2 separate regions of the Homo sapiens genome follow, and region 2 is linked to region 1. A link is a contact called in ENCODE Hi-C or POLR2A ChIA-PET data. All regions are on one chromosome and are shown on one strand. Each heading gives the region's core, a stretch centred on a gene start or an enhancer-like site at or near the end of the contact. The rest is flanking DNA. Distances are from core to core; before and after follow the strand shown.

Region 1 (3,970 bases), core at 555-3,054:
ATGAAAGTCTAGAAACAACTAAGTTTACTAACAAAATGACTTTCTTCTCTCGATATAGCTAAAGTCAAGCCATCAATGGGCTTAGCATGTTTTGATTTTAATAAGGCTTAATAAGTCTGCATTTTGAGAAGGCTGTGGACCCCTCTGGCAGTCTGGTGAAGCCATGGACCCTTTCTCTGAATAATATGTTTAAATGCACAAAATAAAATACGCAGATTTACAAAGGAAACCCATTATATTAAAATTCAGTTATCAAAATATTACCCACAATATAATATAGTAACATATGTGCTTCTTGATGTATGCATTAAATAACCAGATCTAACAGCAGTGCCAATAACTACTGGAATTTTGAAGTAGTCGTGAACATAAATGAAATTTCGAGATGCCTGCAACAACTATAATATGAAATGCAAATCTCTGTGATGTCTGTTACTGACACTCACAGGTACTCCTAACACTTCGTGGTTTATTGCCTACATTCATCATTGAAGGAAATACTACATTTCAGTTAGAGGTTAGTGGAAAGAAAGAGGCAGTTTTATTCATCCCAATTCAAAGTAACCCCCATCCACCCTGAATTTTTGGTCTATAGGACCCTGGTTGAGAGCCTCTGCTCTAAGGGTCATATAGCCTCCCATGGGTTGGAACCAGCTGTCTCCTACCTGTCTCATCCTTCAGGATGACATTATTTCTCCTCATCCAGTTTTCAAGCTTGCACCTGTAATTGACCACCCCCAAATCCCTGGTTTCTGGCAGGGAAAATCTTGGAGCTGTCAGCCCGTTTGCCGTTTGCACTCCAGCCTGGGCGACAAGAGTGAAACTTCATCTCAACAACAACAAAAAAAAGCTGCCTCAGAAGAGCCTTGGGTGGGAGAGGCCCAACATTGTTGACTTCTGTGCTGTGAGTCCACAGAACAACTGGCTCTTTCTCAAAATTCTGTCTGAGATGTCACTCAGGCAGCCCTCAGATTTTCCAGAATTGTCTCACCATAACCATAGACTAGAAAATCACCCTACACCTACCTAGTAACACCAACTCTGTAAGCCACCACCACTTCTGCCCTGTCCCTGAATATGACTCTTTTCAGCTAGTTCATAGGGGACAGCTCCTGAGAAGACTGGAGTGATTTTTTTTTTTTTTTCATCTTGAGACGGAGTCTTGCTCTGTCACCCAGGCTGGAGTGCAGTGGCACGATCTTGGCTCACTGCAAGCTCCACCTCCCGGGTTCAAGTGATTCTCCTGTCTCAGCCTCCCAAGTAGCTGGGATTACCAGTGCATGCCACCATGCCTGGCTAATTTTTGTATTTTTTTTTTTTTCAGTAGAGACGAGATTTCACAATGTTGGCCAGGCTGGTCTCAAACTCCTGACCTCAGGTGATCCACCTGCCTCGGCCTCCCAAAGTGCTGGGATTATAGGCCTGAGCCACCGTGCCTGGCCTGGAGTAATCTTTAAACCAGAACAGCTGCAGCCTCACTCCTGGCCTTTGTGCCAGCCAGATCCTTCCCAGAGGGTGGAGATCACCCAGATGATCTCTTTGGAACCCTCCTCATCTGGAGATTGGCCACTCTTTTGGTTTGTTCCCCATGTGCTCTCCAGCCCTTGGGGTTCACTCACCTAAAAATATATAGACTGGGATCCATTGCAAAACAAAGAAGGTTTGGAGGCCCTCCTGGAGATTCAGTCGGGAGAAGAAAGCCATGGTTATGGTGCTGTTCTGTTGTGGCAAGAAGCCTAACCAGAAGGTCAAAACTTCTTAAGCTGAGTTGATTATAGATGCTTTGCTATAATCTCTTACTGTGGAGTAAGATTAGCTGCTGGGGTTTTGTCAGGCTTGACCAAACTTTTCCTCCACTGCCCCGCCCCAACTTCCTACCCACACATCAGGTTGCAGATCAGGCAATATAATTGATCTCCCCAGTAGTATCCTTTCTCCACGTGTGCCCAATTGTAATGAAGCAGAAATGGCCCTGGGGCGGCTCTAGCTGTGGGGGAGGGGCACTCTTGATAAATCAGCGCAGGAAGAGAGTATCTTGGGCCTCAAATAGGACCTCCGAAAAGCACCCCACTACCTTTCCCTGCTTAAGAAAAGGGACTTGGCAGCCACACTTGTTCCTGCCCTAGTGGTTACCCTTTGTCTCCTCTTGTCTTCTGCTGAGTCACCTAGCCCACTGGGGCTGTTTTTCTGCACCGGATATCTGTTAATAGACTCTTCAGATCCCTCTTTGTGCCTCTAGTCCCAAGGGACCTGCCTCAGTGGCCAGATACCTTATCATAGAGCGGGAGAAACATTGCACAGAAGGAAGACCTGGCTCCCAGTCCCAGCTCTGCCATGCTCTTCCTGTGACACCTTTGGAAAATGTTACATCTCTCTAGAGCTCAGTTTGAGCATTCATTGCTAGAATGTAATATAGGTTAGGGGCATAGACTTTAGAGCCAGATAGCTGGGGTTCACATCTCAGCTCTGTCACTTACAAGGTGGTGAACCTCTATGCCCCAGTTTCTCCATCTGTAAAAGTGGGACTATAATAGTACCTACTTCTTAGAGTAGTTCTGAGGATTAGATAAGTGAATGAATATAAAGTGCTTAGCACACAGCCTGGCACCGTTTCCTGTCATTACTACTCACTGAGTTCAAGTAACACATATTGAACAAGTAACATATGTTTCAGGCTGAGGCTTGCTTCTGTGTAATAGCCTTTGGAAAACTGAAGACTGTTCCCAGGTCTCAGACCGTTTTTTTTCTGTTTGTTTGTTTCGTTTGTTTTTTTTTTTCCAGACAGAGTCTCACTGTGTCGCCCAGGCTGGAGTGCAGTGGCGTGATCTCGGATCACTGCAACCTCTGCCTTCTGGGTTCAAGTGATTCTCCTGCCTCATCCTCCTGCGTAGCTGGGACTACTGGCGTGCGCCACCACGTCCAGCTAGTTTTTGTATTTTTAGTAGTGAGAGAGTTTCACCATGTTGGATATATTTTTTCTGTCACTATCTATTGAGTGACTGCTGTTTGCCAGGCACTGTGTTTAGGTGCTGAGGATTCAGTAGGGAAGAAGACAGACATGATTCTTGCCTTCTTTGAGTCTACAGTCTAGTGGAGGAGACAGACATTAAAACAAAAAAAAAATCACAAAAATGTTAGGCTGGGTGCGGTGGCTCATGCCTGTAATCCTGGCACTTTGGGAGGCTGAAGCGGGAGGGTTACTTGAGCCCAGAAGCTCCAGACCGGCCTGGGTAACATAACGAGATGCCATCTCTACAAAATAAGTAAATAAATAAATAATAAAATAAAATTAAGATAAAATGTCTGTACACTTGAAGTTGCAATGTGTCCTACAGGAAAAGCCCAGTACTCCCAGCAGAAGGCCTTGAATATAGAAGGTAGTCAAAAACATCTGTTAAACATAACTGAAGGGGTTGCTGGGAAAATGAGATACAAAAATGGTATCAAGGGTTCTATAAGTGCAAGGGGGCATTGGTCCCTTTTCCAGGGAGATTGTTGGAACTCTGTCATCTCCCCACCCCCACTCTGCTTTGGGCTTCCCGCATTAGACTGACCAATGTGACTCTTCAGAGCTGAGCTTGGGGAACTTTTCTGGTATGTCAGGGTGTGCTTTCACTCCCCCGTGTGCACTAGATGGTCATCTGACATGCGACACCTTCCTCTTCCTCCTCTTTCTTTTCTTCCCCTTGGGCTAGCTGGGGTTCTCCAGCTGCTTCTTGGGGCTGCTTGACCACATAGAAGGTGAGATGTATCAGAGCGTATCTGCTCAGAATTTGCACGGGAGGAGGGAGGGAGGTAAGAGAGGCAGGCTTGGCTCTGCTCAGGGAAAGCAGAGATATGGAGGGGCTTAGAGTGCCCAGGCCAGACGAGATCCACAGTATCAAGAGCTCCAACGCCCCTTACAGATCAGGTCTCCGCTCCCCTCCACTTTCAGATGGGTGAATGGAGGAGATCTGGAAAGGGCTCAAGG
Region 2 (3,970 bases), core at 1-2,500, 57 kb before region 1:
GGGGCCTGTGGTATGGCGAGTGGGACTCTCTGGCTGCAGGTTATGATGGAACATTCTTCTTTCTAGGTCTGTGAGTCTTACCTCGCTCTGGGGTCTTCCAGTCCAGGAACAACCAGGCAAAGTAAAGCACTGGTAGCGGCCACAAGGATGTAAACAGCAGGTAGACGAACAATGGCTGCAAGATCCAAACTGATGAGGGACCAGGTTAGACCAAATTTGTGCTGCCAGCAGAACTTGACCATGCCCAGTCCCATCACCAGCTCTCCACATTACCTAAGCCTCTGGTCCTGGCCCTCAACACAATCCAGGTCCTGTTCATCATCCATGTCTACTTGTCCTTCAAACTTTTCCTCTATCATTTACCATACAGAAGCCCTATTTCTCTGCCTGTCTGTCATCCCTGTCCACCTGCTTCCCTGTACAGCCACTACCTCTGTACTCCTGCTCTCTACTTCCCACCAGTTTTTTTTCCTCCTGCCCCCATTTGGTCACCATCTTTTTCCTCTTGTCTCCTGTCTCCCTCCCTATCCGTCATCCCTCGTTAAGCCACTAGCCCACTCTCCCTCACCCCTATACTATCTATATCTTCCTACACGCTGCCCATCCAGCATCTGCATCCTTCTAGTATTTCCTATCCACTATGCTTGTCCTCTTGCCCATTCACCATTCTTTCCAATGACACTGTCTTCCCGCATGCTACCACCACCCCACTCCCAGAATAGACAACTCTATGGTTCAGACACAGGCTATACTTCTTTAAGTCTGGGATGCTAATGTTTCCTCTGTCCTATTCCCCATGATCATAAGGGAGCATTCCCTGGGCCTCACTTTTCCTCTCTAGATAGTAAGGATTAGGAAGTGGCTGAAATTAACTAGATCTACTCATATCCATCATGACCCTGTTCCACCCCCCGCCCCCTCCCACTACATATTCTCACTGTCTCCTGGGGCTCTATCTCATTCTTCTCCAGGGCACTCATGGAACTCAAGACTCCTTGGTTTTACTCTCTAGTACAATCTTAGATGATGGAAAGGCTCAAAATGAGACTTCACATGGCCCTAAAAGTCACCCTAGATCTGGCCCTGGCTTCTGACTCTGGCTTCTTGCTATGCACTCTTGGGTCAATACTCACAGATGGCAAGGTAGCTCAAAGGCCACTGCAGAAGCATCAGACTCTGGAAGTGACTAGGCTGCTTGGAATGAGCCATGATTCTCGGGAGCCTGAGGGAGGCAAAGATCTCAGAACAGTGTTCCAACCAAAGGTGCCACCAGCCTCTGGAAGTTCACTTAATAGTGAATGCATATAACTATGAGGAGTTTGCACCTGCCCTCTTCCCTCTTGTCCTTCCCTGCCCCCCCACCCACCGCAGGGGCAGGCTCTGAAGTACAAGGACTGCCCCGTCAGGTCTGGTCCAGCTCATTTGCCCTTTGACTCTCTTTCCTAGGATTATTAGGACATCAAGATGGAGAAAGGTGAGAATGACTGCCATGTAGTCAGAGTGACACAGGGACCTAGAGAAGGTGAAACCCCCTCACAGGCTACTCAGAAACTATAGGGATTTGTGACCTTTGGGAGATGACTGCTGGGAAGGGAGTTCTGGGGATTTGTGATGTGGGGAGCACCTGGGATTTGGCTTTTGTTGCCCTGAAGCAGCCTGCTTTGGGGCTGCCCCACCTTTAACTTTAATTATAAAAATTTCCAAACACACAAAAAGCTAGAAGATGCAACAAATTTTTATCTTCATGTTCATCTTCAACAACTATTAATATTTTTCCATACTTGTTTCATTTATCTCCCCACCTTTTTTTTTTCTTGGAGTATTTTAAAGCAATTCTAAGATAGTGTGTCATTTCACCCCTAAATACATCACTATGCATCTACAAAAAATACAGATGTTTTCTTCCATATTACCCTTAACAAATTTAATAATTCCTTAATAATATCTAACATCCAGTCCATATTCAAATGTCTTTCTATAGTTGGCCAATTTGAATCAGAATCCAAACAAGGTCCACTGGTTATATTTGGATGTTATGTGTCTTATGTCTCAGTCTCTTGCTCTCTGTCTGTCATTATAAAATAGAACCCAGATACAGAGAGCCACTTAAAACAAATGTATGGGTTAATGAATTATTATAAGACAAACATCTTGTAACCACCACTTGATGAAGAAGATGAACTTTTCTCTCCACCCCAGGATGCTCTCCATGTGCCCCATTTCAATCACAATCCACTTCCTCCTCCCAAAGTAACCATTATCTTTGACATTTAGAGTCATCTTTTCCTTGCATTTCTGTGGTTTTCTTACCTAAGTGTACTTCCCTAATGACTATGGTTTAGTCTTCCCCATTTTAAATATTGATATGTCCTTGAAGTTTTCTCTCTCTCTTTTTTATGGTTTTTTTTCTTTTTTGAGGCAGGATCTTACTCTGCCACCCAGGCTGGAGTGTAGTGGCGCAAACACAGCTCACTGCAGCCTCAATCTCCCAGGCTTAAGTGATCCTCCAGCCTCAGCCTCCTGAGTAGTTGGGACCACAGGTGCGCACCATCACGCCTGGCTAATTTTTTATTTTTTGTAGAGATGGGGTGTCACCATGTTGCCCAGGCTGGTCTTGAACTCATGAGCTCAAGAAATCCTCCCACCTCAGCATCCCAAAGTGCTGGGATTACAAGCATGAGCCATCATACCTGGCCATTTTTACTTTTTAATTTGGAATACTTTTAGATTTATGAGAGAGTTGCAAAGATAGTACAGAGAGTTCCCTACACCCTTCGTGTAGCTTCCCCTTTATGTTAACATCTTATAAAACAATGGTATATTTATCACAACTAAGAAACCAATATTGGTGCATTTATATTTACTAAACACCAGGTTTTATTTGTATTGTATCAATTTTTTTCCACAAATGTCCATTTTCTGTCCCAGGATCCCATTGGAATCTCACATTGCATTTAATCATCATCTCTCCTTTGTCTCCTCCTCCTTTGACAGTGTCTCTGTTTTTATTTTATTTTATTATTATTTTTTAACCACATACTCAGATTGGGTTAGTTTCTCGGTCTTTCCGTGACTTCCATGACTTTGGTGCTTTTGAAGAGTTTAAGTCGGTTCCCCCTCCATCCCTTTCCTTTCCTTATGCTTTAGCTATTGAAGAACCCACAGCATTTGACCTGTAGAATTTCCCACAGTTTGGATTTTGCTTATCTCATACTTACTTAGGGTGCTTCAGCATGTTCCTCTGTATTTCTTGCAGATTGATAGCTGGATTCAAAGACTATAGTGATTCAGATTTGATCCCTTTGTCAAGATCTTAATTTTCTTTTAATATAGAACAATCTCCCTTCCTCCCCTCCTTTTTTTCCCATGCCACTGACTTAGTGAAGACTGTTTTTCTTTGGAGTAAGCCAGTCTTCCAAGCTTCTGTGAGCAGGGTTGGGGTGTGGAGTGTGATTCCTAGGTGAGTCTCAAATACAGGCCAACGTGGGAGGGGGGAAGCAAAGCCCTCATTTCTCTCTTGAACTCTTGTTGTAACTTTATGCCCATTAAAGCAAACGTGGTTGTGTGTGTGTGGTTTTTGGTTTTGTTTTTTGCTTTTTCCACCTGAAGTTTACATGCTTCTAAAGAGATTGGGACCATATCTTATTTGTCAGTATATCTGCTCCTAATGCCTGAAAGCCCTAGGGCCTCGGCGTTAAGAGAAGGATCAGTAAGTGAGGATCTTAGTTTGGGGTCTATGATTGGATGATTTCTTACGGGTAATGAGATCACTAGAGTCCTATGGGGGCATATGTCCCGGGGACTTGAGTGGGGGATGAGAGGCCATACAGAAACAAGACAAGGAACACATTACAAAAGGGGAGAAGAAAGAATGAGAGAAAGGAAGGCAGACGCTCACCTTTGAGGCACTTTGGCAAAAGAAAAAGTTCTGCCTACTTTGCCCTCCCACTCCAGGTCTTCCTGTTTACTG

Evidence for each region. Hi-C counts contacts between places; a loop is a spot of excess contacts on that map. ChIA-PET counts read pairs that join two places held with the same protein, here RNA polymerase II (POLR2A). Pooled maps may share reads with other maps.
Region 2: a pooled map shows a loop between it and region 1 (1.9-fold over the local background). The contact joins the promoter of AWAT1 here to the promoter of DGAT2L6 in region 1. A Hi-C loop is called at or near these places in 1 of 50 pooled maps. POLR2A ChIA-PET finds 5 or more read pairs at or near these places in 2 of 52 experiments (BJ and Panc1).

The regions. Positions count from the first base shown.
Region 1 is chrX:70,175,317-70,179,286 of GRCh38, reverse strand. DGAT2L6 (diacylglycerol O-acyltransferase 2 like 6) reads right to left here and starts at 1,804. Exons shown (of 7, transcript NM_198512.3): 1 at 1,620-1,804. The coding sequence starts at 1,704. RefSeq lists enhancers at 2,112-2,161, 2,182-2,241.
Region 2 is chrX:70,231,935-70,235,904 of GRCh38, reverse strand. AWAT1 (acyl-CoA wax alcohol acyltransferase 1) reads right to left here and starts at 1,250. Exons shown (of 7, transcript NM_001013579.3): 1 at 1,134-1,250; 2 at 82-189. The coding sequence starts at 1,209.